2 separate regions of the Homo sapiens genome follow, and region 2 is linked to region 1. Evidence: chromatin loops called from intact Hi-C (ENCODE). Cell type or tissue: IMR-90. All regions are shown on one strand. Each heading gives the region's core, and the rest is flanking DNA. Links, peaks and the distances in the headings are about the cores only. Region 1 has its middle 20 kb from the start of APCDD1. Region 2 holds the start of LOC105371986 (a long non-coding RNA gene).

Region 1 (16,690 bases), core at 4,427-12,426:
CTATTAATACCCCCTTTTTACAGATGGGGAACCTGAGGGTTAGACACACTAAATAACTTGTCCTTGGTAATTCAACCAATAACTGACACAGCCAGCATTCAAAATCAGGTTCGTCTGACTTCACAGCTAATTAGACAGCAGAAACCCTACTTCTACTGTGGCCTTGGAGGCCATGTAACACAGGGTCAACTTAAGAGATGCTTCCGAAGGCTTGGAGAGCAAGGATACACTTCCTTTTGAGATGTTTCAGAATGCCAAGAAACCTCCCCAAATAGGACACTCAAAACTCCCCATTCTTCCACATCTATGCCACACTGTGGAACCATTACATCCCTTCTTTAAGAGATACTCGTAACCTAACTCATTAGTAATCTGCTGTAGAGTTTTGCCATCAACTTCTCTCCCCTGTTTTGGAAGGTGAGGTCATATTTTCACCTTTCCAAACTTTTGGCACTTCCCATCTGTTTTTGTGGAACATTACCAGTGATGATGTCAAAATTCTATCTTCAATTCTTAGGTCTTAAGAACAGTGTTATTAGAATCATGAAAAATGGTGGATTTTCTTCCTCCCTCAGACGTTTATGATGACATTTCTAGTAGATTTTTAACAAACTTCCCATCATGTCAATAAATAAGGGCAGGTAAATTGCATGAACCATTCTTTTTCAGTTAAATATTTTTAAACATATTTTACTAAAAATCCTACTCAGGAAATGTATCATAGACCAATTTCATTTCTGTCAACTTGGTTTTGCCAGCATCTTAGAATGTATTTACAGTTTCAGGAGACCATGACAATGACCCATACTTTTTATCCCAAGGTCAATCCCTCCATCTATGCAGGTCTGCCTACCTCTTGTCTACAGCATAGTGCAGAATGGCTGATATTTGGAGGTCATTATTAATTCTCAGGTGTCAGGACTTACTTACAATTCATGCTCCAAGTAGGCTGTCAGTGAATATCCGTTATAATTAACTGAGCCACCAAAACTAGATGAAAAAAGTTTCCTCTGATGAATAGGTGAAGCACAGAACATTTTACGGCAGAGAGACTATTCTGTATGACACTGTAATGGCAGACACATGGCATACATTTCTCCAAGCCCACAGAACCTACACCACAAGAGTGAACCCTAGTGTAAAAGATGGATTTAGTTAATAATAATGCGTCAGTACTGGTTCATCAATGTAACAAATGTAGCATACTAATGCAAGATGTTAAAAATAGGAGACGTTGGTGGAGGGGTGGATTGTGAGGGGTTGTATGAGAACTCTGTACTTTCTGCTCAATTTTTTTAATAAACTTAAAACTGCTCAAAAATGCAAGATACATTTTTTTAATTTTTATTTTTGAGAAGGAGTCTCGCTCTGTCTCCCAGGCTGGAGTGCAGTGGTGTGATCTCAGCTTATTGCAACCTCCACCTCTCAGATTCAAGCAATTCTCCTGCCTCAGCCTCCCAAGTAGCTGGGATTATAGATGTGCACCACCATGCCCGGCTAATTTTTTGTTTGTTTGTTTTTTGTAGTTTTAGTAGAGACAGGGTTTCACTACATTGGCCAGGCTGGTCTCGAACTCCTGGCCTCAAGTGATCCACCTGCCTTGGCCTCCCAAAGTGCTGGGATTACAGGCGTGAGCCACCGTGCATGGCCAGGAAAATACATTTTATTAATCAAGGAAAAGAAACCCTTCTCTTGGCTGGTATGCAAATCTGCAACAACAAAATTATGAGAATAAAAAAAAAGAAAGAAGTAAAAAGAAAAGAGAAGAAAGAGAAAGAAAGGAAGCAAGAAGCATTATGTGACGACAAAGAGCCCAATTAAGAAGACATAACTTAGGACATGGAAGAAATTTGAATACAACTTGAGAAAAAGAAGATGATCCCTAAGTGTTTCGGACTATAGAATTTTGAAAATACATGTTAATAAATGACTATAGTGAGGCTGAGATTTAATCAAGAGAAGTGTAAAATAATGCCAAGTCCAACAAGGCAGTCAGGAAGGTAATTGACTCTATCATGTCACAAAATAAATTGGCAGCAGCAGGAGCAGGGCACAGGATTCCATCTCTCCCAGTCGGGATTAACTCCTGCCGCAGAGCAGGACTGGAAACACGAACACTGAGCATATGATGCACTAGCCTGTGAAATGAAATCTCCCTAAAAGTGAGGGTTGGGGCTTTTCTGCTGCCCTAAAAGCCAGCACTGATTATCAGACAGGTTCAGCACATTCATCCATGGCTTGGAGTCACCATTAGCACTTGACCACTATAAGGCGTTTATGTACAAATTAGAAACAGGCACAGCTATAGGAGAGTATGCTGATGAACAAAAAGATGCTTTTCTGGCTGTACCAGTTAGATAAAAGCAACCCCTCTGGGCAGAGCAGTTCGTACGAGTGTCCTTTTTCCAGTTGTGTCTTGGCAAAAGTGCAGGCTGGATTTTAGCTCCCACAATGCCCTCTTGCAGATATCATTGTGTAAGGCACAATCTGCACAACTGCTCCTGACATCTTTACTCAGGTGGAATAATTCTGCAAGAGTGTAGCCTCTGGTTCCTGAATCCTTGGCTCAGATCCCTGGTTGATAAGCAACTGCACTGATGCCTGGAATTTTTGGCCCAAGAAACCTTTGTCAAGTTAAGAAGGTAAAATTACTCCTCTTTGTTAGATGTGGAAATGTATAAGAACACAGAATTTGAAAAAATGAATATGGAGGCAAAATAATTCAAACACAAGATTATTTGTATCAAATTCGTATTTGTAAAACAGTAAGAGTTGTGGGTTAAACCTGAACTCTTAAAATTAGATTTTAAGATTTGTGGCTGGGCGCGATGGATCCCAGCACTTTGGGTGGCTGAGGCGGGTGGGTCACCTGAGGTCAAGAGTTCGAGACCAGCCTGGCCAACATGGTGAAACTCCGTCTCTACTAAAAAATACAAAAAAAAAAAATTACCCGGGCAGGGTGGCGGGCACCTGTAGTCCCAGCTACTCAGGAGGCTGAGGCGGAGAATCGCTTGAACCCAGGAGGCGGAGGTTGCAGTGAGCCAAGATTGCACCACTGCACTCCAGCCTGGGCAACAGAGTGAGACTCTGTCTCAAAAAAAAAAAAAAAAAAAAAAAAAGATTTGCAAGTTAATCAGGTAAACTTAAATTAAACCAAATAAGCCATAAATAATCCTTTCTGCACATAAAATCACCGATCTAATGTTAACAAGAACTCCATAAAACAAGAGGCAAAATAGTATCTGGGAAAAACACAGATTGAGGTGAATTGTAGAGCTGAGGAAATAAATTGAGCATTGAAATAATACCATTACAGAACCAGTAAATAGATTGGAAACAGCAAGAAACAAAATATATAGTTAAGGTTAGAAATCAATTATTGGCCGGGCGTGGTGGCTCATGCCTGTAATCCCAGCACTTTGGGAGGCCTAAGCGGGCGGATCACTTGAGGTCAGGAGTTCGAGACCAGCCTGGCCAACATGGTGAAACCCATCTCTACTAAAACTACAAAAATTAGCTAGGTGCAGTGGCGCATGCCTATAATCCTAGCTACTCAGGAGGCTGACAGAAGAATCGTTTGAACCCAGGAGGCAGAGGTTACAGTGAACTGAAATCAGGCCACTGCACTCCAGCCTGGGCAACAGAGTGAGACTCTGTCACACACACACACACACACACACAAAAAAGTCGAGTACTAACATAAAAGAATAATTTAAAATAATCAGAGTAAATACAAAGGAAAAAGATTAATTCCTTATAACAAAGAGAACCTAATAGATATAAAGCTAGTGTCCTTAAAAAAAAAAAAAAGCCAGCAACTGAAAACCTAAAAGTATACAAAGACATATCAGGAAAGACATTTTTCTGAAATGAAGGAAGAAGCAGCCTTCCAGATCATAGAGGTGTATTTTCCAGAAAATAGATTTTAAACTGACGGCTCTAAAGACTTATCCTGGTTGTCATTAACCTTCAGGGGAAACATCAAGAATTCTTCAGTTGTCCAAATAGAGAAACTCCTGGGGCCTGGTTGGCTGGCCTTAGACTTGTGCATAACAATCGTCACAGCCAAAATACATTGGAGCAACGTTATAAGGGAAAGAAACTCTGATCTAAGCATGTCACACCCAACCAAGATGTCATTCAAGTACAAAGACAAAAGGTCAAAGGTCCTGAACATGAAAGAACTCAGGAAATATAGCACCCTTGAGTCCTTTCTGCAAAACTACGTATTGATGACATGAAGCTCACCAGGGGCTACATGGAGAAACTGAGGACTAACATTTCATGCCAGAAGATAGGCCAGCAAAGTTTACAAGGTTCTAAGGGAAAGTGATCCAGGAATTTGAGATCCAGCCAAGTTTTCCTTTCAAGCTTTTAAGAATGAAATCCAGCCAACCAAGTGATAAATCAAAATAAAGAAATAAAGAATGGAACAGCCACAGTAAAAGAATAAATGGTAGGGCGTCACTTACAAGTAGAGCTAAGGCTAAACAACCTGTGGCTATAAATGAAATAAATGTGTTATGAAACTTATTAGGAAAAATCATAATAAAGCATAAGAGAAGTGTCAGGAAGAATAGAAGTACTCAAATGTCCCACTGTTCACGATAGGAGTGAATCTAGCCTATCTAATACTGAAACGTGTTGTAAAACAGCCAGTGATTTCTACCACTTATTGTTTTCCCAATCATTTTTGTTAACCATAGAAGGATATCTAGGCTGGGCACAGTGGCTCATGCCTGTAATCCTAGCACTTTGGGGGGCTGAGGTGGGCAGATCACCTGAGGTCAAGGACTGTATTTTCCTTTCTTCTTTGGATTTTCTGCATTGCTTAAATTTTCATAATAATTATGAATTGTTTCTTCAAAAATAATGAAGTAGTTATTATTAAAGGAAAATAAGCGTGGTCCCAGGTAGTGAAAAGTTGGGTGGGGAGGGAGAGAGCTGTACACCCCAATAGTCAGTTTAAACAGCTCTCCTACAGACACAGAGCTAATCTGAAAGGCAGAGAAGCCACTTCCTGACTTTGTGTGATTTGAAGGCACAAGAAGGTTATCAGTCCATCCAAAATGATCATTCCTTCAAATGATTAACTATGAGCACGTCAAGGTGAACTCATTGAAAAAAATCCCCTTCCAACCTGTTAGTGGCTGAAAGACTGCAAAGAATGCAAACAGGGGCAAGGCAAACTGTTACCTTTCGGCTAGGGCAGACCAGTTTACAACTGAGAAGCAGGTGAGGGTCTTTGCTGGGTGTGCAGGGTGACCAGCATGGATAGATCCCCTCACCCTGATCTGTAGAACCCTCACTTTTGATCTATAGGAGGCTGGCCCCTTGCCACCTGAACATACCTTTTGCATCAGTTCTTCCACACCTTTGCCTTGGCTTATTACAAAGGGTGTGTCCTACAGTTTCAACAGGGGTAAGACCAGCTGGATATGGAGGAAAGTGTGAAGATGTCAGGTTGACTTTGGGGGCTCACCCATCACCCATCTCTTCACACACACTTTTCAAGGCTATGCTTTGCCCCCTCCCAGTGAAGACTCAGATATTGCCTGCTACTCCCAGGCTACAACTGGGACTCCATCGGAGTTAGCCCACTTGGCTCATGCCTGATATTTAACGTTGTCATTGCACCCTTCAGGCACCAAAATTGGAGAGTTGAGCCTATAATGTGAGCCAGGGTCCTGCCAAAGACGAAGCTGGCAAACAACTCTTGCCCAGGAAACTCTCTTAAAGGAGCCCATCTGAACCTTTATTCTTCCACCTTATCTTCCCTTGGCTCTTAACTGACTTTGGTTCTCAGACTGACCTCTGTGCTGTATGCAGTCTTTGGCTCTCTGGGTTGCTGTTTCTTGGCCAATTTTTCTTCTGCCTACTATCTTGGCTTGTTTCCATCCTCATCCTCCCTGTGCCACAGGCCTCTCGCCGTCAGCTGACCCTGGGATTGCTTTTCCTAACTCAGTCAGGGTACCAATTACAGCTGTCATGGATCAGGATGAGGAAATCTATCCATGCTGGTCACTCTGCACACCCAGCAAAGACCCTCACCTGCTTCTCAGTTGTAAACTGGTCTGCCCTAGCCGAAAGGTAACAGTTTGCCCAGCCCCTGTTTGCACAGCAGTAGAATGGAAATTGCGCTGAGTCCTGTGAAGCTGGCTGACTCACGCTGAAACTCGAGATTTATTTCCAATTAGTGCGATGTGTAGTAGAAGGTGCTCCTCAAGCAGCCTTGCAACACTCCCATTGTGTCCACAGAGTTCTCAAAGATTGTGTTTGGCAGCACCACGACACAGTGGGCCAAAAAGGGAGAAGGGATTAATATCAAGCAATAGAAATTCATTTAAAAGCCAATATTAGTCACTCAAGTGTACATCCGAAGACTACAAAAGCCAAGTATGCATACTGCTTCACTAATGTGAAACTTGGAACAAAGATGAGAAAAACCAGGCATGCACAGGGTCAGACTAGGAATAAAGAGCCACCTGTGAAATGTAATAAGTGGTGGTCTCCTTCTGAAAAAGAGGCACGATGCTTCCATTAAAGGAAGTCGAGGACTAAAGAGATGCTCTGAGCACAGCTTGTCATCACCACTTGTAAAGACCACTGGACAAACACTGTGCCAACCTACCTAACAGGTGTATGTAGAAAGCACCATGGAGATATGATTAGCAGGTGGAAGAGAGCGAGTACTGTGGCAGGAATGTTCTGAGCATGGATGTGCATCACACACAGCTCCTCCACTCACGGATGCTGTGGCCTTGGCCAATCACACAAACTCTCAGGGTCTCAGTGTTTGTCTGTAAAATGCGTGTTCGGTCAGCACCATTCACTTGGCCCCAGGCCACAGGCCTTGGAGTCCTCCTACATTCTTCCATGGGTCACTAAGTCCAGTGCACTCAGGCTTCCAGCATAGTTTGCCTCTTTTCCTCCTCATCCATGTGCTGCCCCCAAACACCTGCCTCAGGTCATGGCGTCTCCCACCCAGGTCACCTCCGGAGCTTCCTCCCTGCCTGAGTCTCACCCTCTTCTAATCAGTCATTCATACGACTTTCAAAGTGATTTTTTAAAAACAAAAACCTTGTGCGGGGCACAGTGGCTCATGCCTGTAATCCCAGCACTTCAGGAGGCTGAGGCTGGCAGATTGCCTGAGCTCAGGAGTACAAGACCAGCCTGGGCAACAGGGTGAAACCCCATCTCTATTAAAATACAAAAAATTAGCTGAGCATGGTGGTGGGTGCCTGTAATCCCAGCTACTTGGGAGGCTGAGGCAGGAGAATTGCTTGAACCCAGGAGGCGGAGGTTGCAGTGAGCTGAGATCACGCCACTGCACTCCAACCTGGGTGACAGAGCAAGACTCTGTCTCCTCACCGCCACCACCCCCCCCAACCCACAGCAAAAAAAAAAAACACCTTGTGATTCTCCCATGTTTACCGCCCTTTTTATGACTCCCAGTGGCTTTCCAGTTAAAGCCCCTTGACCTGGCCCAGGACAATCAGGGTGTGAATTATGCCCACCTGTCTGGTCTCATCCTCTTGCTGTTCCCAGGTGGCCAACTGTCCAAGTTTGCCCAGGACTGTCCTGGTTTTTGTCCTGCGTTGGGGAACCTCTCAGCCCCTGGCAAGCCAGGGAAATTGGTCTCCTCACCTGGGCCCTTCCCTACAGCCCTAAGACTTCCCCAAAGTCTTCCTACCTGGGGCTTCCCCCTTGGCATTTACAAAAGTATGCCTAGGATGGTCCTCTCCTTTTATTCCTCCTGCAAAACCCACCCAGCATCTCCTCCTCTAGGACAGTGGTTCTCCAAGGGTAGGCTCCCAACCACCAACAGCAGCAGCCCCTGGGGGACTTTCTAGGACTTTCTTGGGCCTCACCCCAGATCTATTGAATCAAACTGTAAGAGTGGGGCCCAGCAATCCTCCAGGGGGTTCTGGGGCATGCTGAAGTATGAGAAGTTTGGGAGCAGTGACCTGCTTCCCAAAGCAGACTTGCCTAGTCCCCTCCACACATTACCATGGGCCTGGTTCCTATTTTTATTATTGTACCCATCCCACTAAATTGCAATTATCTGCTAACATGTCTATCTCCCCAACCCAACTACAATTTCTTTGCAGTGTTGCCACTTTCTGTTGCTTTCCAGGTAATATCAGTCTATGTTTATATATCCTTGGCAGTTTTATTAGCTCTTTTATTAAGAGAACATGCTTCTTAAGTTATATTTAGTCTCCTAAGTCAAACCATGTCGGAGAGAAATATGTAATCCTAGTGAGAGGATTGTCAGAAAATGAAGAGGAGCAGGTGCTTATATGCTTCCTTGAAGTATCTGTATGGGTAAATATTGCCCTAATTCTCAATAAAAGTCACAGATCTTGGATACTGTCATTTAATACTGGAACAATAGACAGCTTTTCTCCTGCTCTAAGGATTGCCACCACTTTTCAAACTATCTTATCCCTTGAACTCTAAGGCTGTACACTGAACTTTCAGGCACTTTAAAAAATAAAAAACAAAACAAAGCCTCTGACTTCTCCCAATCACTCCTGAGCATTTCACAGTCTGAGTTTGCACTGTCTTTGTACTAGGAAGAACCCTCACTTTTGATCTCAATTAAAAACACTACCACATGTCTGCTATTAATAATGACAGCAATTTACTTCTGTTGAAATTGAAAGGCTTCGATTCACTTTGAAAATCCTAAATGCATTTCACATGGTTTACAGTCATATTTCAAAGCTTTCTTCTCCTTTATAGGTTTTTCTTTCCTTTGTGTTTTTAAAATAGGCTTAATCTTCAAAGTTTATGGTGGCCATTTGGTGTCTGAAGATGTAGATCTAGGCATACACATATGTATGCATATGTGTGTATGTTTATATTGATTTTATATTGATGTTGATATTTATATGTTGTGGTCAAACAAACCGTTCTGCCTTCTGGGCCAGCTTGTTATTGTTCATGTGAATATAATTTAACTGGTTTTGTTTCCAGAATTTTTACTTGACATGTTGAAAGTCAGTGAATCTAATGAAAAAGAAAAGGAAAAAAAACCTTGCAATGAGGAAACATGATTGTTTTCAGCAAACCACATGTGACATTTCAGATGTATGTTTTATATGGTATTGTCTTGAAAGAGCATACAATTGGCATGATTTTTAAAAGTAAATCATTAGGAGAAAACCTAAAACAACTAATTAACATTCATCAAATACATAAGAAGAAATGTGATTTTGACCACATCAAATGGCCAATCTTCATGCGCTGAACATTTGAAAAACAGATCCTGATTCAAAAGGATTTTTTCTCCCCCAAACAAGTGCTAATGTTCTGGAAGGGCTAGATGGGTCCGGAAAGGACACCTGGAAGCAGTTAGGGTAAGACTTCCCAATATTCAGTAGGAAGCAAATCCTATGCCAGGGCCTTGGCTTGCCGAAGGACTCAGAAAACAGGTTCAAAACTAGGTAAATGGTTTGTAAGGTTATAACTTGGAAGATTCACTTTTAAAGTTGTCTTAAAGCCATTAACAACAAAGTTTGGGTTTTTGACTGGAATTCATTCAATCGAGTAGCTTAGCTGTCCCATTTTTGCTGAATGGACACAAAATAAGCCCACGTGCAATCATGCAATTAACTACAATATAGTTAATCCAGGAAATGTTGTATCTTTATGATGGAACAGCTGAGCATTTTAATTTATTCATTAATTTATTTGTTCATTACTGAAATAATGATTGGGTCCATTAGATGCTCTACAAATTAAATCTTTTTGCACTTGTTCAGTAACTATTGTGAATTCCTAACAGATAGCATATTTTATTATATTGCCTTTTTAACTTAAGTTTGTGCCCAAGAGTTGAACAGACCAAATATTTTAGGATTATATATTCATGGAGCCATAAAGTGAAAGGCGTAGATAGATGTTGGAGTGGTGATTAACGAGAAACTAGATGGAAGTGACAATATATTGGTGAATCAAAAGTAGGCAGGTAAACAAACTGAAAATTCAAATGCTGCTGTATTATTATCTCCACAGGAGTATGCAATTAAAATCAATTAAATATTAATCATAAAGAACTCAGTTAAAATAACCAGATTTCAGTGAACATACAGAATATGCAAATCTTTGCAATGAAGTTAACATGGCATACACTATCCTGAACAGACTAATGCAGGAAAAGAAAACCAAACACTGCATGTTCTCACTAATAAGTGGGAACTAAACATTGAGTACACAAGGACACAAAGCGGGGAACAGCAGACAGTGAGGCCTACTTAAGAGTGGAGGGTGGAGAGGATCAAAAAACTACCTGCTGGGAACTATGCGTATTATGTGGGTGTTGAAATAATCTGTACACCAAACCCACAAGACATGCAATTTACCTATATAACAAATCTGCACATGTATTCCTAAACTTAAAATCAAAGGTTTTTTATTTAAAGTTAATGTGGCATAAACATTCACCAAAATTCCACTTTACAGCATATCATTTATATGAGCCCTTTAAAAAAAAACTGGTATTATTTAGTAAACCAATTATTCAAAATGTATCAAAATTAGAGGCTGGAAATAGCCTTTTAAGACAAATGCAATTAAATTAAACAGGTTACTATAGTCAAGTGGTCAACAATTTCTGTATGATTTTTCATGTACTGCTATCAGCTATTTTTGACCCTTGCTTATTAATATAATGTTAAAAATCTCATAGTCAATATGTTTATAAATAGTTAAACATTTAAAATTATACACACTTTCTCAGGTTAATACTCTTTGTCCTTCACTTCTTATTTGAGACATGAAATTAGCAAATTTCAGTAATCTCCTTGAAGTTTTAAATTTAGCTTTAAATTTTATATAGTGCAATTAAAGCGCCTTCTAACTTTAGAAGAAAGTTCAGTGGAGAAGAGATCATCTTCCATTTGCCTCACCTGAAGGAAAGAAATCAAATTTCTCCAAATTTATAAAACATTTAGAGCCGAGGTCTATTATCACTATTTTTTTTTTACCACATTAGTCCTATTGATTAAAGAAAAAAAAAGTGTCACACTGCTATTTCCTTAAGGAGACATATAGGAAGACTAAGATTTTTAAAATGATGAGATGAAGGTAAACCAAGCAATATTTTAAAGGTTATCAATGATACATAAATCTTGTTCCTTCATGGTTGACTATGCTTTTTTGAAAATCTTGCCTTAGCACTTTGTGATAAAGTGATTTAAATATCTGGCTCTCAGCTCATTTATCTGATTCTTTGCTGTAGTGGCTCTGGTGGCTGAAGATGGCAAGACTCACATTACATAGCTACAAATGGAAGAAACTCTATTGGCTGGGCATCCTAAATCACACCACTTATTTTTCAATCCCATCCACCAATTTCATCAGTGTTTTAGAAATTTACATAAAAAGTTTTCATTTCCTTACCTCAATCAAGATTTTGCAGTGTTCTGTTTCTTTGCAAACTAATCAGAAAGTTTTGCACTTTAATTTTTGGACATTAAATTGGACATTTGAGAGAATTTTCTTTCCAACTGTTTGAAAAGAGTTTGGAAGAGTTTGGAAGAGTAGAGATATGAAGGTTTTTGTATTATTTTAGTAACAAAATCATATAATGATTGAAATAATCACAAACATCTATTTTCATCTTTTTCTACAGCAAGTGTTTCTTTTGAAACCCTTCCTTCCTTCCTTCCTCCCCCCCCTTCCCTCCTTCCTTCTTTTTTAAGTCACTTTTAAGTCACTTTTACTATTATTTATTTTTGAGGCTTGCTTCTCTAGGAGATAGCTTCCCACCGACCACCCAACAAAAACCCTGCTAGGTAGCTCTCCACTGACATGGAATGAATTTTTGTTATAGAAAAGGTCAGAATTTCTAAAACATGTTGCCTTTTATTAATAAGAAATAATGCACTACTTATTTGTATATTAGACAACTTTTCTAAGAACTTTACCATAAAATAGCAGTAAACTTCAGTGTGGTAGAAAAGATTTTCATGTTAACTCAGAATCTCATTACAAAATATTGTAAGTATTTCCATTTAAAATTCTTAGTGAGGCCAGGCATGGTAGCTCATGCCTATAATCCCAGCACTTTTGGAGGCTAAGGCAGGTAGATCACTTGAGGTCGGGAGATCAAGACAAGCCAGGCCAACATGGCGAAACCCCATCTCTACTAAAAATACAAAAATTAGCTGGGCATGGTGGTGTATGCCTGTGGGAGGCTGAGGCAGGAGAATTGCTTGAACCTGAGAGGCAGAAGTTGCAGTGAGCCGAGATCACACCATTGCCCTCCAGCTTGGCCAACAGAAGGAGACTCCATGTTAAAAAAAAAAAAAAAAAAAAAAAAAAAAAAAAAAAAAAAAAAAAAAGATTATTAGTGAATATTAGTGAAAGATCCAGTGGCTGACACCCTAGGCAGATGACATGCCACCTGTCATGGACTGGAAGGGAACAGGGAGAAAAGGTGCCTCCTTCTGTGTGGGGGTCCCCATGGGCACACGGCATTTGATGTGTGATTCAAGACTTCCTGACATACAGACCAACTGAGGATCATGGGCCAGCCTATGAATTAAAAATTAGGGAATCTTCAGTATTTCTTATTTTTAACATAAGAATAACAATAAGGCAAAGTACTACTATTTCCTTCCTGTCCCAACTAAGGCAGGAGGCACACACACACCACTTTGGAAACCTCCTCCCTGGCTTTCCCAGTCATGCCCTGTGTTTCTATCCTCCAGTCTCCAACCTACTTTCTGCCTGGGAAGAGGCAAAGCTATAGCTGCATTGAATGATGTAACATCAACACGTGCCAGTAATACCCTAAAAAGCTCTAGCTAAGTCTATGTTCTCCCTAGAAAACCTCTACCTACTAGGGGTTAGGGAAAGCTTTGATGATGTTCCATGAACTTTGCTGGCAGGGCTTACCTAGGAGTAAAAGCTCTCTGAGCACAGGGAGGGGCATGGGGAGTTTCTTCAACCTCTCTCAGTACACAGGGTTGGGACTCCAATAGCCCAGGCCTGAGCCTGTGACAATGAATATGACACGCTGAGCTCACCTCCCGGCAACCCAGGCATCCCCGACTTCTCAGGACCACAGTCCCAGGTGTCGGAGATTTGAGTCAGCTCTCCTGTCTGACCTCTCATCTCAACGTCCAGCGTCGTCCTCCATCTTCACGTCTCAACACGTTACTTTCTATTCCCAATTTGTTTTCCCTGGCTTCATCTCCTAGATACCTTCTATAAGGAGGCCTGCCAGTTTCCTCCTTCTGAGCTTTAGAGAAGATGGAGGGAATTTCAAGTGGGTTGAGTCAAAGGAAAACACGTGGGCCTGCAGAGCCCAGGATCAGCCAGTCCTCAAACCTGGCTTCCTCTTGACACAGTCGCAGGGGCCGGAATCCACTCAGGAGCTCCAGTGCAGAATCAGGCAGCCCCATGGGGCAGCCATGCAGAAAGCCTGAGTAACTTCAAGGGGCCCCAAGGCAGAAAGCCCCCAGGAACACAAAGGGAGTCCTCCTATGCCTAATGCAGTTAGTAAGAAAGGAACTCTCATTTCTGTGTCTTGTGAGGTGGTCACACAGACCCAGCCCCTGCCTAAGCCCCATTGCCTCTCGGTTCGTGTCCCCATACCTGGACTCTATGCCTTCTCTGTCTTTTCCTCCTATCCTTGACCTCTTTCCTGGTTCAGGACACAGCTTTTCTCATGATCAAAGAAAACTTGGATTCTGTTGGAGACAGGAAGCCCAAACCCAGAGCATGAGGCTCCCGTAAGGGATTTTTCTTCAAGCGTGCTAAGAAGTACAAGAAGAGGCCATGGGGAGAGGAATCTTAAGGACCCTCCGACAACACAGGCATGATTCTAACCATCATCTCAGGAGGTAATCAAAGCTCAAAGACCAAACCATCTGAGGGCACTGAATGCCGACTATGTCCCAGGGACTGTCGTAAACGTCATGTAATTTATTCTTACAGTTCCCTTAGATAGTTATGATGATGATGCTCATTTTTCAGATACAGCGACTGGCATCCAGAGATCTGCTGTAATGACCCCACAAAGCTAGTAATTTCACAAAGCTAGTAAGTGATAGCCCGGGTTGCACCAGGTCTCCTGACTCTGTCCAGTCCTCTTTCCGCCATCCACAGTCTGTCTCAACTGTCAGGTATGTAGAAGGTCTTTAAACATGCGAGCTCACTTCCCACTTCTGAGGCTGTGAGGAAATGGTACTCCCTTCACTTTGGGCATAAAAGCAATGAACATAATCCAGGATATGAGAGAAAATTTTCTGCCTTGTCAAATACTCCAAACATCAGTCTATCATTGGCCTCTAGGGAATCAGTTCATTATTACAAGCTGAGTGTGCAGACAGTAAGTAGACAATTACAGGAAACCCTAGGGACATCTGTCAGGGTCTTGTAGTAGACATTTTTCATTTTTTCTGGCCTCCCAACTAGGGAACTCCATGGACGTGATTAGTGGAGGAGCCCACCTCCCACAGAAAAGCTAAAAATGCCTGCCCCCTCACAGGTAGGGGGTTCAGGTATGAGATCTAGGTATTGCCAAACAGCCCATCCACCCTAAGTTTGGATCATAAGCTTGTGGTGATAAGACGGGTTCTCTAGGAATCCTTTCTGCTATGGGTGGGGGCAGCAGGGGCAGCCAGCCACCATTTCAGAGGGGACAGGGCCATAGTTCTAGTGGCTATTTCCAGAGCCCAATGTCAGTGGTGTCTGTGAGGCAATCTGCACTGTCCGGTCTGATGGTGCAGTGACTATGTCTTTACAAGGCCAGCTCTATGCTTTGTGATTAAATTAACCAAACTTAGCTTCTGCTGCTCTACAACTGAAGGCCCTCCTAGCTTGTGCAATCTGATAAGTGGATCCAGGGCTGTCTGGAGTACTGCAGTCTGCTCTCATAATTGGCTGTGGACATGGTCCCAGGCAAAGGCCAGCACCGGGAGGAGCTCACCTGCTCAGCTTCTCTCTGGGCTGCTCACCCGTCACCACTATTGAACTTTCCATGGTCATCTCATCGAATCTTCACAGCAGCCATCAGAGATCAGCTCTGCTGCTGCCACCACTTTACAAAGGAGAAAGTGGGTGTTCAAGAGATCCAGTGATAGTGCTGGGTGTGGTGGCTCATGCTTGTAATTTCAGCACTTTGGGAGGCTGAGGTGGGCAGATCCCTTGAGGTTAGGAGTTCGAGACCTGACTGGCCAACATGGTGAAACCCCATCTCCACTAAAAATATGAAAACTAGCCAGGCGTGGTGGCACGCACCTGTAATCCCAGCTGCTCAGGAGGCTAAACCTCCTGCTCTTGAACCCAGGAGGTGGAGGTTGTAATCACCCGAGATCGCACCGCTGCACTCCAGCCTGGGAGACAGAGGGAAAGTCTGTCTCAAAAAAAAAAAAAAAAACAACAGAGAGAGAGAGAGAGATCCAGCGATGCATCAGAGTCACACCGATACAGTGAAAACCTCGTTGCAGCGCATCAGACACCAACGTCCGCACTTCTACATGCTACAGCACTCCAGCCTCACCAGCCATTCCTCCCAGACTCAGAGCTATTTATTACCACACAGATCAGCAACTCGTTGCTAACCCTGACAGGGGTCTCACCTTTGATCCAGCATGAACTGATTTTAAAATGGGGAACAGGTTTCAACCTAGACATTCAGACCTCTGCTGCCAATAGCACAAGTTTGAGACACACCTCAAACAGCCAATTCAAGTCATGTCAAATGCAGCTGTGACCTTCAATGCGACTGAAAAAATGTTTGCCTAAAAAACTGTTGAGTACTTAGCCTTAAGGAACAGAATAGAAAGTGCTCTTCCACCATTAGGCAGTCTGTGGCACTCTCTCCTGGGAGCCTGCTGCAATGTCCTGCCTTAGAGGACAAACACCCTATCACTGATAACACAGTCTAGTGGTTTTACGTTGCCAGACCATGAAACACTATCAGAATCCTCCCTGTGCCTCTGATCAGCTGCCTCTCTGCCTTGGCCCTGTGGGTCCTAACTACCGTGGTGCTACATCGTTAAAAATCTCTTTTGTCATCTGTGTTGAGGCTGGGGGAGGCCATCATGGAGTTGGGACAATAGAAAATCAGTGCTCTGAATGCTCATTCAATGCAGATACAAGGCCCAATAATGCCTCCTTGTGCATGGGTCTTTTTGAACAGACGGTTTGTTTTAGTGTTACAAAGCCATGTTGTCTAATCTAGTGACACGTCTCCACTTTATGTAAAAGGAGTGGGTTCTGGACTTTATGGTTTTAATATTGTCTTTTTTGTATGAATGTTCATGTTAAAATGCTCAAAGAAGATTGTAAACTGGCTGGCAGTATTAACTTTGTCCAATTCTGCTTTGTTTTTCTCTAACTTATTCAGTTTATTCATATTACCATGTGTATTTTGTAAATGTATGAAGTGGGCACCACACACACGTGCACACACACACAAAGCTTGATTGTTTAACAGCTGCCTAAAGATGGCTTCATTTGGGTAATAATATACAATGTCCTTTAATACCATTTTTTTGTGTGTGTAAATTCAGGCTGTATTTTAGTCATTATGCATATTTTATGAACTTTAAATTAAATTGCACCCCAAAAAGAAAATGAAAGCTAAACCATCCCATTTCTGCTTTTGTAACAGAAGTTTTGTAAAAACTTCATAAGAACTTGTATCTCCACTTGAAATGAAATTAAC
Region 2 (16,690 bases), core at 5,696-13,695, 65 kb before region 1:
GTTGATGATTTGCTGTAAAACACTCTGACTATAGCCACAAAAGGTGTTCTTTCAGGCTAGCATATAGAGACTACACTTTTTCCCTACATTTAAAAGATTTTGGTATAAAATAGAATCCTAAAATTTCTGCCACTTTCAACCAATGAATAAACCATAATTAATTTGAGCACATTGTATTTTGCTGGAAACATTCTCATACTGTCTGATGATGCCATGGCCATTTTCCAGGATGATTATTCAATAAACAGAGCCAAGTTTCTCAGGTTTCATATTTTCCACTTCAGTTTGCCTATTTCATCTCTAATTGACAAGTCAGAGTTGCGATAATTGCCTTCAGGTTGACTTTTCAAATTGTTATATTCAAAACCAGTAGTTAAATCTTCATTTAGTAAAGATTATGAAATTGTGAGGATTTCACATGATCTTATAAACTTGTGGATTTGATGAGAATAATTTTATTGCTCATATTCCTTGTTTTAATAAATGATTAAATATAAATAAAAATGCCAAATGCTTTGTTCATATTTAATGCAAGTTATGTTCAGTAAAATATCAGCTTATTTCTATTTGTTCTAGTTGTTTTTTTTTTTTTTTTTTGAGACAGAGTCTTGCTCTGTTGCCCAGGCTGAAGTGCAGTGGCCTGATCTTGGCTCACTGCAACCTCTGCCTCCCGGGTTCAAGCAATTCTCCTGCCTCAGCCTCCTGAGTAGCTGGGATTACAGGCGAGTGCCACCACACCCAGCTAATTTTTTGTATTTTTAGTAGAGGCAGGGCTTCACTGTGTTAGCCAGGACTGTCTCGAACTCCTGACCTTATGATCTGCCCCCGTCGGCCTCCCAAAGTGTTGGGATTACAGGCGTGAGCCACCGCACCCAGCCTATTTTTTTCTAGTTTTTAACCATTTAAGAATACCTCCGTTTTGGAAATGTTCATTTTTTCCCTATTTTTTCTTTCTCAGGTCTATTTGCATTTTTATTTCCATTGTAATCACTACTTATATTCATTGCTAATAATCTAAAGGATTAATATGTCATTGTTTTAAAATATAAATGTATTTTCATCAATATTTGTATGTACATAAAGTAAATGACAAAATAAAACATTTGAAATTCTTTTATATAGTTTCAAAAAGTTATTTTTTTCTAAAATGTTAAAAATTATCCATCAATATTCAAAAGCAAAATACAAATTACAATTGATAAATATTAGTACTCCAATTAAAATGTTATTTTTTGAAATGTAAATAAATCTTCTTAAATATTTTTCTAATTCTAACATTTAATCTTATCTAGTTTCTAACATTATGTTTCAATTAACATATTGACATATTTGAGAGTAATACAATTTTTTTACATATTGCAAAATGTTCCTTAAATTTTTGTGTCCGACTTTTACAAATAAATACTAATTTGTGATGATCTTTGGAACCACAACTTAGAAAACCAAGAGAAGTAAAACAAAACCACAGAAAAATCATGTTCAATTCTACTATTACATAACAATATTGTGTTATGCCAGAATCTATTGCCTTTGGCCAGGCACAGTCACTCATGCCTGTAGTCCCAACACTTTGGGAGGTCAAGGAGGGCAGATTGCTTGAGGCCAGGAGTTTGAAACCAGCCTGGCCAACATGGTGGAACCCCACCTCTACTAAAAATACAGAAAAAATATTAGCCAGGCGTATTGGCACACACCTCTAACCCCAGCTACTTGGGAGGCTGAGACATAAGAATCGCTTGAACCCGGGAGGCAGAAATTGGAATGAGCTAAGATCACACCACCGTACTCCAGCCTGGGTGCCAGAGTGAGACCTTGTCTCAAAAAAAAAAAAAAAAAAAAAAAAAATCTACTGCCTTTGTGCTCTCTGAGACGAAGGATTTGACAAGGCAATTAATTTTTATTTTATCTTAGTTAAGTTCTCCCATTGCTAACATTATCCAAGCACAACAACACAATGTCATTTTCTAAAGTCAGCAGCAGCATGAGCCACACACCTTCACGGCATTTTGAAATACTTGCCTTTTATGCCAGGGCATAGGGTAAGAGATATGGACAAGTATTTCCCTGGGGCCTGAAAAGTGTTAGCTGTGGGAGTAAATGTTTGGCTCAGTAATTTTAAAATTTAGAACAAAATCTCCTAGAGAAAAATAACAAAACCAAAAGTTGAATCTTTAAAAAGCTACTGAGTGAGATTGCTGGCAAAAGTAATCAAGTAGAAGAGAGAAGATGCAAAGAAACCAAATTCAGAACGACTATGGGAAAATAATCTTAGATACAATAAACTTTAAAAAAAATTATGAAAGGATATTATAGATGGCTGATATGGTTTGGATTTGTGTCCCTGCCCAAATCTTACGTCAAATTGTAATTTCCAGTGTTGGAGGAGGGCCTGGTGGGAGGTGATTGGATCATGGGCACAGACATCCCTTGCTGTTCTCATGGTAGTGAGTAAGATCTCGTGAGATCTGGTTGTTTAAAAATATGTAGCACCTTCCCCCTTGTTCTCTTCCTCCTTCTCCTGCCATGTAAGAATTTCCTGCTTCCCCTTTGCCTTCTGCCATGATTGTAAGTTTCCTGAGGCCTCCCCAGCCAGGCTTTCTGTACAGCCTGCAGGACTGTGAGTCAATTAAACCTCTTTTTAAAATAAATTACCCAGTCTCTGGTAGTTCTTTACAGCAATGCGAGAACAAACTGATATAATGGCTATGCCCCAATAAATCTGAAAACCTAGATGAAATGAATATATTTCTAGAAAAATGAAAGAGAGAAAAAAAAACTTCAAGTGGGTAAAAACTTTCAAGTTCATTAAATTACTTGAAATGGTGATCAAAACTCTGTCCAATCTTAAACAGATTAAAATTCAACAAGTGCCGAATTTTGGCTTTATAACATCTTTTAATAGATGGGGACTATTAATTCCTTGAGTGTTTGATTGACACTGAAGGAATTAATAGTCCCTATCTATTAAGGTCCCAATTAAATTAAATAGTCCCCATTAAATTAAAATTAAAATTATTAAAAGATGTTGCCCTAAAAGATAGAAAATTAATTTTAAAAATTAGTATTACAATAAACATAAAAAGACTAAATTCTGTTGAAAACCTGATATCTCCAGATTGTATAAAAACAACAAAACCCAACTAAATGCTAAAAATTAGAAACTTAAAGCAAAATTTAGTATTATTTCTTCTATTTTGTTACTTTTTCTTATGTTTGTTCATATGATCCAGTTTCGTTTTTCTGCCCCCTTTCTCTATGGTTAATGGCTATTTTCCCTTTTCTGGTGTTCATGAGCTTTATAATCTTTTCACATTCCCACTCACCTCTCTCAACTCCTCACTCATTCCCACATGAGAAATTTGGTTGTTGTATTAGTCTGTTCTCAAACTGCTATAAAAATACTACGTGAGACTGGATAATTTATAAACAAAAGAGGTTTAATTGACTAACAGTTCCGCATGGCTGGGGAGGCTTCAGGAAACTTACAATCATGGCAGAAGGTAAAGGGGAAGCAAGGCACATCTTACATAGCAGCAGGAGAGAGAGAGAGACTGAATGAAGAAGTGTCATACTTTAATGCCATCAGCTCTCATGAGAATTCACTCACTATCATGAGAACAGCATGGGGGGAGCCACCCCATGATACAGTCACCGCCCACCAGGCCTCTCCCTCGACACGTGGAAATTACAATTTGAGATGAGATTTGGGTAGGGACACAGATCCAAACCATATCAGTCATCTTTGTTTACTTCCTTTCTTTCCTCTTTATTCTCCCTAACATCAAGATTTCTCTCTCTGTCTCTCTCTCTCTCTCTCTCTCTCTCTCTCTCTCTCTCTCTCTCTCTATATATATATATATATATATATATATATATATATTCCAGTCAATTTTGCTGTGAGATATATATATATATTCTAGTCAAAATCTCTCTTCAAGTTTTCCTCTATTTTAAATAACAAAGAAGGATTTAAAATAAAGGGATATGCAAAGAGATAGCAGACAAATGTAAACACATAGACAGTGGAACTTCAATATTCCTTTTAAGTTCTTGAAAGTTTATAAGAGCAGTTTAAAGTCTCTGCTTACTCATTTCATATCTAGGTCATCCCGGAGCTGGTATTTATTGACTTTTTTCTTGAGTATAGGTCACAATTTTTTGTTTTCTTTGTATTTCTATGAAGTTTTTAATTGTATACTGAATATTGTAAATATATGTAGAGACTCTGGGTTTAATTATGTTCCCCTGAAACATGTCAAGTCTTGTAGCAGGTTGTCAAATGGTCTCTCCTGTGATATCCAGCAGCTGAAATCTCTCAATTATTTCAGCCTCCAGCTGCTTTACTTGCCTGGCCTTTTAAAGTCTCACATGCATATGCATGGTCCAATGGTTAAGAGAGTTTATTATCTGGGAAGAGTTTACATGCAGACTGATGGACTCACTCCCTCCTGAAGTTTCCTTTCTTTTGGGATTTTCCTTCTAATTGTCTAGTTACCTTGTCAGACTTGAACTGTGGCTCCTGGCTCCTTAAACTTATAAGACTTTCTGTACCTGCAGTGCAAATTAGAAAGTGCCACCAGGCAAAATGCATGAACCCTTAAATCTCACTGTGGTAGACAAAGTTCTAAGATGGTCCTTAAGATTCCTGCCACCAGCACACATGTGCTGACTAATCTCTTTCCTTTGAGTGTGGTGAGACTTTTGATTATGACAGCACTTCACTTGTGCAATTAGGTTGATTATGTGGGAACAGTGAGGGAATTTTGCAAATGTAATTAAGGGTCCTAATCAGTTGACATTGAGTTAGTCAAAGGGGAGATTATCTTGGGTGGGTGTGATCTAATCACATGAACAGAAGTCAGAGAGATTAGAAGCAGCAGGAACACTCCCACTGTCCTTGAAGAAGCAGCCTCCACATATGAGGAGTGCCATCTGCCAGGGCTTCATGAGCAGCCTATAAGACTTGACGGCTTTAGTTCTACAGCTGCAAGCATGTGAATTCTGCCAATAGCCAGGGAGCTGGAAGGAGACCCAAGCCTCAGATGAAATGGCAGCCCTGACTGTCACTTTGATTTCAATCTGGTGTGACCCTGAAGAGAGGACCCAGCTAACACATATCCAGACTCCTGATTTACAGATACTATGCAATAATAAATTCATAGTTTTTCAGCCATTACATTTGCAATACTTTGTTAGGCTGCAATAGGAAACTAAGACATTTACTCAGTTTAATTCTCATCTTTCAAAGGTCAACTTTCCTATAGTTTCTGTTTGCTTTTGGTAGCTCGTCAGTGGCTTTTAACTGCAATTTTGGGGGTAGCATTTTGTGCAGATTTTGTAAATACTACTTTCCTTCTACTCCCTTAAACCATCCCGGCAAGGACACAAATCTAAATGCCCCTGCCTATGAAATGGCAGTGGCTCGTTTGGTGAACTACTTAGGAAATTTGGTTTCCAAATAACTTCTTGGGAATAAAAAAATTAAATGCAATTTTTATTTGTGATTCTCTATTGTTTCATGGGAGAAGAATCATAGTTTTCCAATGGTTTAGCCAGATAAAAGAACAAATGAGATTATTACACATAAATCCATCTTAAAGGGTTTTATAGTCACACGTATAAACCCCGTATGATGAGACCACTGAAGTGAATGCTAAACAAGAGGAAGATTTGCAAAGAATGTCAGTGTTTGGCCTCATGTTATTGTTTGTGTACAGTAATAACACTCATGGACATCTGCCGGGAAGCTTCTCTCCCGAGCTCTTCCAATCGTGCAGAAGTTAATGAATTTTCAAAGAGAAAATGACTTCCATTTCTGCATGTGGATCAGTTTGTTTATAGCTATGCTTGCAAAAAAAGAATCTGGAATTATTTATTGGTAATTTGCACATTACTAAATAACAGATGGTCTGCAAAAAATATGTATTTTGCAACTTTAAAAAAAAAGATTGGATTTCAAATGCCTAATGTGGAGGAAGTCTCATGTTTTATAAAAAGTCCTTCAAGGGACACCAAACTAGCCAGGCCAAGGGAATACTTCAAAGATTGAAAAGATCTTTTAAAACCCAAGAGATCCTTTCTCAGTGACTGGGGGCAGTTTCCATTGTTATGAATTGCTTTTTGTGAGATTGCTTGCGTGAGTCTCCTGGTGACATGTAAGAACAATAAAATATTAGTGAGATCCTCAGGGCTGGGGTCATCACCGTGTTTCTTCAAAAAATCTTGAATAATAATAATGATAAGAAGAAAATTTCATTTTAATTCTGTGGATATGCTGCACCTGATGCCCTAAAACAAAAAAGGAAAGAGAAGACAAGAGATGTCACATCCTGTTAGTTTTTACCAAACAGCTGCTTGAGCTCTCCTGGTGGAGAGCTGCCTCCAAGGACTCCTCCGTGGAGATATGTTTGATGGGACACCTCCATCTACGTTTTAGTGACAGTAGTGCTCATTCAGTAAGCCCTGATGCTCTGATGTCTGCTGGCAACATTTGCCTGCTCCCTTAGGAAGAAGCTCAGTGCTCTGATTTCGGGCCTGTGACCCTTTGTGTAAGTGCGTGTGAGCCCAGGGCTCAGAGAGCAGGTAATGAGGTTGAGGACACCAACTAGGGGAGGTGCCATTGCACTCGTGAGACAAGAGACGTGCTGCCCAGTGGAGAAGCCCCTTGCTTTCTGCAGCCAGGAGCTCATCCTTCTGAAAGCTTTGTGGGTGGGTAGCGCTATCTTCTTCCTCCTCCACCCCTCTCCCAAGGGGAGAAGGAAAGCCAATTGTCTAAAGGCTGTTGGACTGATGGGTGAGCAGGTGGAGGAGCGGAAGAGGGTGAGGGCCTCTAGAAGATTTGGGAAGGGCTGAGACCATTTTCTGTCCTCAGGATAACACAGTAGGGTGAGTTGTGCCTTTGAACTAGGACTTCTTTATGGGCTTAGCCCCTCACTCATAGGCGAGGTTGTTATTTTTTCAGCAGAAAGACAGAGAATACTGATTTAAGAGCCTGAAATTATTGGCAGCTGGTAAGAAGCCCACTGGGGCTCCTTTTGAGCATTTCAGATACCAAAAAGAAGAGAACTCAAGGTGGTTAGAAATGTCCTTCCAGGACTGCCTAGGACTTCCCCTTTCTAGAAGGAATTTGTATGAAAGTTAGTCCTGTTGAAACTATGTGAAATTTGAGGCCCAATCTGTCCTTTTAACCTCATGTGCCCCCAGAAGATTCCAGTTCCTGAATAATAATTTGCCAGTTTATAGGTGCATTCTAAGTGTCTGAATTTTCTGTACAGTTTCATTGTATTTACATCATTTAATCTTTAATTTTTTTTTCCCAGAGCACATTTATAAAATTATTACCAAATGGAAAAGAATTAAAAAGCATCAGAATATCAATGGGGTGGGGGATGCTGGAAGCTTCAGTGTTCATATGGCCAGAGATACTTCCATGAGGAATGAAAAGGAAAAGAGAACCATAAGGAATGAAAAGGAAAAGAGAAAAGCAAGGAAAAAGGGAAGAAAGAGAGGGGAAAAAGGAAAGGGAAGGAAGGAAGGAAGGAGGGAAAGAAGGGAGGGAGGGAGGAAGAGAGGGAGAGTCCCTGGGAGCAGTTCTCTGGTGTGTTTCTTAGACCGGAAGGATGCATTGCTCAGGCTGGAGTCAACGTGTGAGCTGGGTGAGATGGGCTAACTTTATTCCTGTTTTACAGAGGAGGCAGCCACATGACTTGTCCAAGGTCAGCAATTTCCTTAGCTATACTGCTGAATTACAGCCCAGATCTAGACCCTGAGCGGTTGTTTCCACTCAGAAAAAATGATTTGAGAAGGTCAGTAAAAGTCCATGAAGCCATCTCACAAGGGGCTCACCAAGGAGAGGACATCTCAGAGGTGGCTCTGAGAGCCTTTGTGTCTGCATGGGAAGACTTCCAACTTTTCTGAGCTACTGCATATCAGCTTGGGGCTAGGGTTTCAGGACCATAGAAACTGAAGTGACACCTGAGTCCACTTCCAGTGAGGGGCCAGTTTTGCCATGACCAAGCCTGTGGTTTTAAGATAGTGGGTGTCCAGAGGAGAAAGGGAGTGGGAAACAGGCAGTGAGAGTGAGGGCCAGGGGAGGGACATAAGGAGGGAGGGAGAGAGAGAGGGAGGGTGAGAGAAATGGAGAGGAAACCAGGAGAGAGAGAGGGAGAGAGAGAGGAGAGGGAGAGAGAGAGGAGAGGGAGAGGGAGGAAGGGAGAGGGAGGGAGAAGGGAGGGAGAGCAGAGAGAGGGAGGAAGGGAGAGAGAGAAGGAGAGAGAGAGGGAGGAAGGGAGAGGGAGAGAGGGAGGGAGAAAGGGAGACAGAGAAGGATAGAGGGAGGTAGAGAGAGGGGGAGAAGAAAGGAGAGATGGAGAGAGGAAGAAGGAGAGGGAGACTGAGGAAGAGGGAGAGGAAGAGCGGGAAAGGGAGAGACGGAGGAGAGAGAAAGAAAGAGCTAGCAGGGAGGAGGAAGAGAAAAAGCGGGAGGGAAAGAGGGGGAGAGGGAGACCCCTGCCTCATCACTGCATGTCTCCCCAGTGTCTCAGTTTCTCAGCTCTTCCCCCTTGTTCTCTGCACACATCCCCCTCCTCCAGCTGTGTCTAGGCTGGGCCTTGGTCGCCTTTGCTCAGCAATGTCCCTAGGCAGCCTCTGCAGAGTCTGCCCTCCCTGGCTGGCTGGGCACGCTCCACCTGCCCCATGCATTGCCTGGACCGCCACTGCTGGCCTGGAGCGGTCTCCCTCAGCATCCCCCAGTGGCTGGTGGTGCCCATTGGGGTGGGTCCTCTTCCCACATCCCTTACATCGCCCAGCTCCCAAGTGGGACTGGGACAGACTTATCCATACTCAGGATGTCCCCAGCTATTACAGTCACAGGCTGAGCAGGAGCTCTGCAGGAAGGGGGTTAAAGAGAGGCTGGTTTACTCTGCCTCTCATTATCAACTCTGGTAAACACAGAAAGCTTGGCTTGGCATAGGAGGAATTTAAACTATTAGCTCAAATGGAGGTTTGGGGATTATCTCTGGATTTCCTTTATTTGTTCTCTTTCCTCCTTTACCACAGCTAATCCAAATTTGATGGGAAGTAAGGCATAAGCTATTCCAGAAACCTCACAGAATCCTTTGTGATGTCGGCTCCCAGCCTGCTCAGGGATAATTTTTGTCACCTCTCGCCTTCATGTCCCAAGCCTGTGTCCCTCCAGCTTAGTGCATTGTGTGATTGTCTTTCCTGAAGCCTCTGCCAAATGGTTTTTGAACCAAAGCTGCTCTTGCAGGTCCAGGGCTTCGGTGAGCTCATTCCAGGCCTCAGAGGACCATCACATAAAAGTGGCCTGGCTTCCAGGTCTGACACCCCTTTCGATCCGAGTGAGCACTGGGGAGACTGCTGGCTCATGCCACAAACCTCCACTCCTAACCCACAGAGGAGTCTGTTAGCACCCACACCCCACATGATCCCCAGAGAGGGAAAAAGATTCTGTGCCCATAGCTCTTGAGACCCCAGAGGCTGGGATGGGAGCTGAACCCTGTGGGAAGGGAGGGTGCAGACTGCCCCCTCCAACAGCCCTGGGAGCCCCTAAAGTTTGCATCCTGCCGTAAAGTCCTTACAACTCCAGTCAAAAACACAACTGCCTCAGAAAATGTTTGCATTAATACTGAAGAGAAAACCCACTTTCAGTTTTTTCTCAAACTTTTAAAATCTCAAAGCTTCCAACTTTTCTGAGCATGATTCTAACAAGCTTTACTCAGTTTACATCAAAGTGGGTGGTAAAGTCCAGAGAGCGCTGTGTGAGTTGCTATTATTTATCATGTTCACTTTTGTTTTTAAATTACTGAAAGTCACTGACTTTGAGTCTAAAAAACTCTAAATATTCATTTAGAAATATTGCTCAGTTTAAATTTCTTAATATCTAAAGTCACCTAATATACTATTTAAAAATATGATTAATGCCAAAGTTAGTCTTTATGATTAAAATATTTAACATTTCTTAACATTTTTCTAGAGATCAAATCATTTCAATTGTTCCATATGTGCTGAAAAATGTGAAATAAAGCCCAGGTTTAATATATGTCCATGAGGCCAAACTTCTGCACTGTGTTTTTCAAAATTTTAAATTGTCAATACATTTTATCTGCTTTATCTAACAATAAAAATAAATAAGTAAATAGGAAGTCAAAAGGCAAGTTTTAATTTAAAAAAAGGCATTCTATTAGAAAATTCAAAAGTTTGACTTATGCCATTCAAGGATAAAAATGATTAGAGGTACGTGAAAGGGGACCGAAAAAAAAAAGAATAAAAATGATATCCCTGTACAAATCACATGATGTATTTGAGGGCTGATCTAATAGAATTAGTCAGGAGAAGACAGAGATAAAAAGAAACTGTGTCTCTTCTAACAAATGAAAGTAGACTAATGGATAAAATAAGGCAGATGATCAGTTGAACCTTGGAGTTCTCTGGTTCAGTCTTTGGGGAGTGAAGTCATCTGTGCCTGAGGCGTGTGCCCATCCCATGTTGGGAAAGCTCTAGAGGCCAGAGACCAAGCTCTGAACAACCTTTCTGGCTTTTAGACTCTGGGCTCTCGAATTCCAAGAGTGACAGTGACACGACTGATTTTTGAAACCAACGTTTCCAGAGCTACAGTAAAAGCAGTTTAAGAAATGTCGCGAGATTTTAATCTGGTTACACATTTGTCGTCAGTTATGACTTAAGGACCCATTTGTGGATTTCAGATCCTGGCAGCCTGTGGGCATGTGTCTGCAAATGCACGTGAGCTGAGCATAGAGGCACACTCCCAGGGCAGGTCACAGGCAAATAATTGTTCTTTAAACTAGCTTCGAATAGATAGCTTTTCTTTCTTTTTGGAACAATGTAAGGTGAAGTTATTTGAGAAGTGGTTTAGGCTTCCGTAAAGATTATAGTAACCAATGAAGAATTCACAATAGGAATATCTATCAGAACACACTACTTAACTCCAGCTGCTAAGACCCACCTATCTGCAGTGCTTGAAATGTTAATGAACAGCCCTTAATTGACCGCTGTGCCTGGAGTTCCACACCTAGCTCATTCCATTTATTCTGCAGAGGCCATTTTGAGCTGTGCTTTAAAGACAGAAAAAGTATAGATTTTAATTTTTTACCTATTTAAATGCCTCATCATGGCATGTAAACATTTAGGGGACTTGTACATTGCACATGTCACACTCATCACTGATAGCAATTGAGCAGGAGCTGCCTCCCCTGCCCCAGCAGGGTCCCGAGCCCTTGACACAAGGCCCCAAGGAAGGACTCAGCACACCAGCTGTAATTTGTAGAAACAAATGAAATCACTCCTTATTATTTCCTACCTCCCCACCCCAAATACCAGGCCGTGTCAGGCATCGCCACTTAATCCAGCAGGAGAGACTGTGGGATTGCTGGCTGCAGGGCCCTAGCAGTGGCCCAAACAGTTAAAGAGGAGATGGAGTTCACTGCTCTTCTTCTGAACAGAAAGTCAGGGCTTCAAGATTTCAACAAACATTAGCATTACTCATTTAGAGCTGAGCCTAATTCCTAAACGTGATCGGCACTAGCTTGACATGCGTCACACCAATTTTAACCACACTTCAATTTGGAGGGAAGTAAAAAACAAATAACATCTTAATAATATTGAACTGAAACATAACTTGGCTAGAAAACGAAGATGTTACTAGAGATTTTATACATATATACATATTTCTATGAAACAGAGATATGTAGAATTTCAATGTTAAACTTCTTTAAAAGATGAGCCTTACGAATGGCCACCGCCCATCCAGCCTCACAGAATCTTTGTGAATAACACTTGGAGGCAATTAATTCTCAACTGGAAGTACTGTCATCAAGTTTTAATTACCTTCTGGATAGCAAATCTCAGCAGACACTTTTCGGTCCTTTTTAACACCTTCTGCAATATTTGACACTCCTAGACACCTCCAATTTGACATTCCAGCCTCCCTTGACTTTGGTGGAACGTTGCTTTTCTGGGCTCACAGATCCCAGCCCACTTTGCGGTCTTCTGTTCCTGGGTCCATGTCATAAAATGTTGGGATTCATTATGACTTCATCTGTGGCCTTATTTTCTCACAGCATCCAATCTTTCTGTGTGATTTGGTTCAACCCCCTGGCTTCTGCTGCCACCTGAGAGCTAATAACTCTCTTCTGGGCATGACAGACCCTCCCCTAACGCTCACTGGGTCCCCTTCTTGGGTGTCTCCAAAACACTTCGAGTCAAGCATGTCAAAACGGAACACGTCCTCCTGCTCCATAAACTGGCTTTCCATGCATTTTCCCTCTTATGGATAACCTCACCGCCTTCCCCCATTTACCTAATGCAGAAGCCTCAGAGGTTTCTCTCTTCTTTCCCCTCAACATCTAACCAAGCTGCAGGTCCCATCAATTGCTTTTCCCTAAGTAGCCATCAAATCTACTCTTCCATCTCCAGCCGACTTCTCTTGGTTTAAACTGTCATCTCTCCTGTGCTGGGTTATTTAAGTAGCTTCCTAACAGATCTTTCTGATGTTTTCATTCCCGTAAACCCATCATTTACACACTGCCTCAGTAATCCTTCCAAGTGCAAACAAGTCCATATTAATCCAACCCATCACGGCCTTCAATAACCGCTCCATGACATTTAAGACATTTTCTGAGGGAAAGTTCTGTCATTATCTGGCCTCGTCCCAGCCGTCCAATCTTGATACCTTGATAAGCATGTTGAAAATGCCCCATCAGGTCCGCTCAGCAGGGCAAAGCCGTTTTGTGGAAGCCGGAATGTTTATTTTTGATATGGCAGTGCTGGGTTGCAGAGGGTGTGTAGCACAGGTAGACTACGCAGGTTGACTGTGGGGCTTCCAGAGCCTGGAGAGGAAAGAAGACTCTAAAGAAAAGATAAATGTCCTTTTCATTACTGCTTCATTTCTTGAGATAAAATCATTAAAATCATACATGTGTAATGACTAACCGAATACTCTTGGTAGACAAGGAGCAAACATGCATGTCCTCTTAAACATCACGTGTTCATTGCATATCAGACTTCTTCTTTTTTTTTTTTTTTTTTTAGATAGTGTCTCGTTCTGCCACCCAGGCTGGAGTGCAGTGGCGCAATCTCGGCTCACTGCAACCTCTGCCTCCTGGTTTCAAGCAATTCTCCTGCCTCAGTCTCCCTAGTAGCTGGGATTACAGGTGCCTGCCATCACAACCCGCTAATTTTTGTATTTTTAGTAGAGAGAGGGTTTCGCCGTGTTGCCCAGGCTAGATTCAAACTCCTGACCTCAGGTGATCCACCCACCTCGGCCTCCTAAAATGCTGGGATTACAGGCATGAGCCACCGCGCCCGGCCTAGATTTTATAACTCCTTCAACTTTGTGTTTTCAGTCAGAAAGAGTCAGCTATGCTGTAGAATCTGGTCACAAAGAGGTAGTGGTTGCAGTTTTAAAAACATTGTGTGCACCAGCATTGAAATCATCTGCAGAAGGGATGCAATGCATGCTACAGGAGAGCCTGCAACATGGGGTACCTAGCAGCGACCCTACTCCTCTGTCTTGCTGCCTCCTCCAGGGACCTGGAAGGCTGGCCCAGGGGTTCTGGGACTTTACCCCAATCTGATTTGGTTTGCTTACAGCCTCCTTGACTGGTGAGTGCTGCTGCAATTGGAGCTACTGACCCTTTGTGGATTTAATATAATTTTTGCTTACCTACATGTAGGGGCCTTTAGAGTTTTTAAAATGCTCTCACAGATATGACTATAACCGCTCATTTTATGGAGAGGGAAACTGACTCTCAGCAATGGAAACATCTCATCCACATTTACAAGGCTGAGAAGTGGAGGCTTGTGGCAACAGAGACTCAGGTTTCTGAATCCTGCTTTATAACACATGTGGATGTTCAATGCACCTGTGTTACGTACGAGAAGGAAGAGCCCACAGAATGGGCTGTTCCATGTGTGTTTTATGCTTTGTGAACGGGAAGCAAAGAGCACCAGGGAGGCTGGTTGCACCAGAGTGCCTTGACTCTGGCGCTGGCGCTGGCGCCTTGACGGCAGGCGGTGAGATGCCTGGAGGAGACATAGACTCTTTCAAAGTGGAGAAAGAGCCCTTTGGATAACCTAGGTCAGGGAAGCTGGTGGTTTTGTTCTGAAGAGAAGGCTGCAGATGCATTGTCTATGGTCAGAAGTGTCTGTTGGCCTGTCTCTGGGTGAAACTCCAGCTTCGGGACATGACAGCACGTGGAACAATGGCGAGGGATCAGCTTCCCTCTTGGAAATCAGATGACCACGGAATGCCATAGGTCCGCCAAGCATCAGAACTTCATCAGCGTGGCACAGAGGCTCGCGAGCTGAATTGCCTTTGCAAAGTGTGCTCTGCACGCATGATTTTAAACAGCCTGGCCTGCTCCTTTTATCCTGTCATGAATATTTATGTTCCTGTTTTGTTCGGATGGGACAGCCTCAGGCAAAGCATGATTCAGATGGCGCTGGTGGCAGGCAAGGGCTTCACGGGACAGCTAATTGTCTTCTCAGGATTGCTGAGAGCAGGAAGGGGTGGTGCTGACCGTGCTGGTGCTGGAGCTGGGAGAGCAGGCGTCTGGATTTCGGCTCCCCTTATGGAGTCAGTTTGAACAAGCTGCTTAACTCCTTCAAGCCACCATTTCCTCATCTGCAATGTGGAGACAATAATAGCACTGTATACCTACCTCACATAGGCAATCTTTCATGGCGTGCCGTGAGTTCACTGAAGTCTGTCTCAGCACACACTCACACATGCACGCTCATACCCGTGCTGAGTGAATCCAGTTAATTCCCAGAGAACTGCAAATAAAGTGTCAGCACTTTAGGATGCTGCATCAAATACCATTCTACAAAAGAGGAGAGGTGGGTATTTACTTGATGTTTTATACAGAAGGGTATTAGGCAGCAGTAATGAAGGCAACGGAATCTAAGAGACGTCCAAACTCTACAAAGATTTTTTTGGCCTCCTAGTCAGTTGCAAAATTTTATAGGTTTGAATCTAAGCCCTGATGTCTACCTCAGGGGTTGGCAAGCTTTGGCCTGCTGCCTTTTTGTGTATAGCATGTGAGCTAAGAATGGCTTGTACTTTTTTAAATGATGGGAAAAAAATCAAAAGAATATTACTTTGTCATATGTGAGAAGTATGTGAAATTCAACATTAATGTTCATAAATGATTTCTACCAGGGGAAGCTCATTCATTGGGGTGTGGTCTACAGTTCCTTTCATGCCACAATGGCAGAGCTGTGTTGCTGTGGCAGAGACTACCATAGGCTTAAGATGCCTGCTCTCTGCTCCTTAACAGAAGAGGTTTGCCAACCCCTGATTTACACAGTTAAGTTACTTCATCTCTGTAGGTCTCAGTCTTCTCATCTGTAGAACAGAGAAAGAGACTCCTAACTCCCAGGCCTACTGACTGAGATCATAAAGGCAACCCATGTGACAATCACTGGTATACCCTGACCATGACATGAGTCTTGATCCCTTCCTTCTGGCCCTCTCAGGCACCTCAACAGCAGACACAAAGAACAGAGATATATGTCTGTATTTGGGGGAGGACACACCAGTCTCCCCTGGTGTCAAGAACAGGCCAACTACAGCGTTGCTCTCATGCTCACATATTCTGCTATTTTCCCACAGCCCAAATGTGGAGGCAGCATCATGTATTTGTAATTGTGAGGGAGGCACACTTTGTCATGATGGCATTCAGGCTTATCCATCTTAGGCCCTTTTTTCCTCCAGTATATCATCTATTTATTACCACAGTAATGTTGTACAAAGACAACCCCCAAAGCTCAGTGGTACACAAAAATATACACTTACTTAGCTCATGAGCCTAAGGGATTCAACTCATCTGGTGGATTCACTCCCTTTGCAGGGCTTGGCTAGCTTTTGGCTGCCCTAGGACAGCCTCTGCCCCTCGGCTTGGGGCGGGTGTCTTTTGGTCTCTGGCAGGCTGGTGCAGGAGTGTGCTTGTGACAGTTGCAAAGGTGTGAGAGCCATCGGGCCTGGTCCCCTAAGTGCCTGTCAAGGCTGTGCTTGCATATCACCTGTCCCACTGGCCCAGGCAAGTCACAATGCCAAGCTCAGCATCAAGGAGCTGGAAAACACCCTTCATCTCTTAATGGGACACTGCATAGACACATGGGAAGGGCCATGGCTGGGGGCGAGACCAGGGCCACAAACAGTCTTGGGGCCCCTTCACCCCAGAGCCTTTCTTCTCTCACTCGATACCTGTTTTCAAAACAGTTTCTAAAGCCCATTCATAAGTAAGAATAGGCTTGAAAGGAGTGACAGAGGTTTGAAGTATTATTCCTCTAAGTAATATTTAAATTTTAACCAGGAACAAATCTTGACTAAAGGCACATCCCTCTCTTGGTGGGATTTCAGGCAGCGGAGAAGCAGTAGCTGGGGGTGGAGAACTGTCGGATTGGAGAACCTGCCTTTCCATTTCCTTTGGGGGCATACGACTTAGGTGGTCCCCGACTTGGCCAGCTGGCAGCAGGAGTGGAAATGGAAGCTATTTACTCAGGGAACTCTGACCGCACGACTATTAAAATCCCTTGGAAACCCTGACAGCTCTCCACTCCACTATCATTAAAATGGCTCGCGCTCCCCTGCCAGCTGCTGGGCCTGGGAGTGACCCTCTCCCCCACCTATTCCCACAGTCGCATTGTG

The links. Peaks named below come from ENCODE experiments on the same cell type or tissue, not always from the same donor. Only the 100,000 strongest peaks of a DNase experiment are listed, where the experiment ranks them.
Region 2: it touches region 1 in a loop (7-fold over the local background); 2 of 110 quality-filtered maps call a loop at or near these places.

The regions. Positions count from the first base shown.
Region 1 is chr18:10,426,777-10,443,466 of GRCh38, forward strand. No RefSeq gene overlaps it. Among named protein-coding and RNA genes, the nearest start is that of APCDD1, 20 kb to the right of the region's middle. In IMR-90, for the core only: no CTCF peak of the experiment used is centred there; no DNase peak of the experiment used is centred there; H3K27me3 peaks cover 1,520 bases.
Region 2 is chr18:10,360,362-10,377,051 of GRCh38, forward strand. LOC105371986 (a long non-coding RNA gene) reads right to left here and starts at 13,033. Exons shown (of 3, transcript XR_001753347.1): 1 at 11,866-13,033; 2 at 10,985-11,093. RefSeq lists enhancers at 8,192-8,692, 8,693-9,193. In IMR-90, for the core only: no CTCF peak of the experiment used is centred there; no DNase peak of the experiment used is centred there.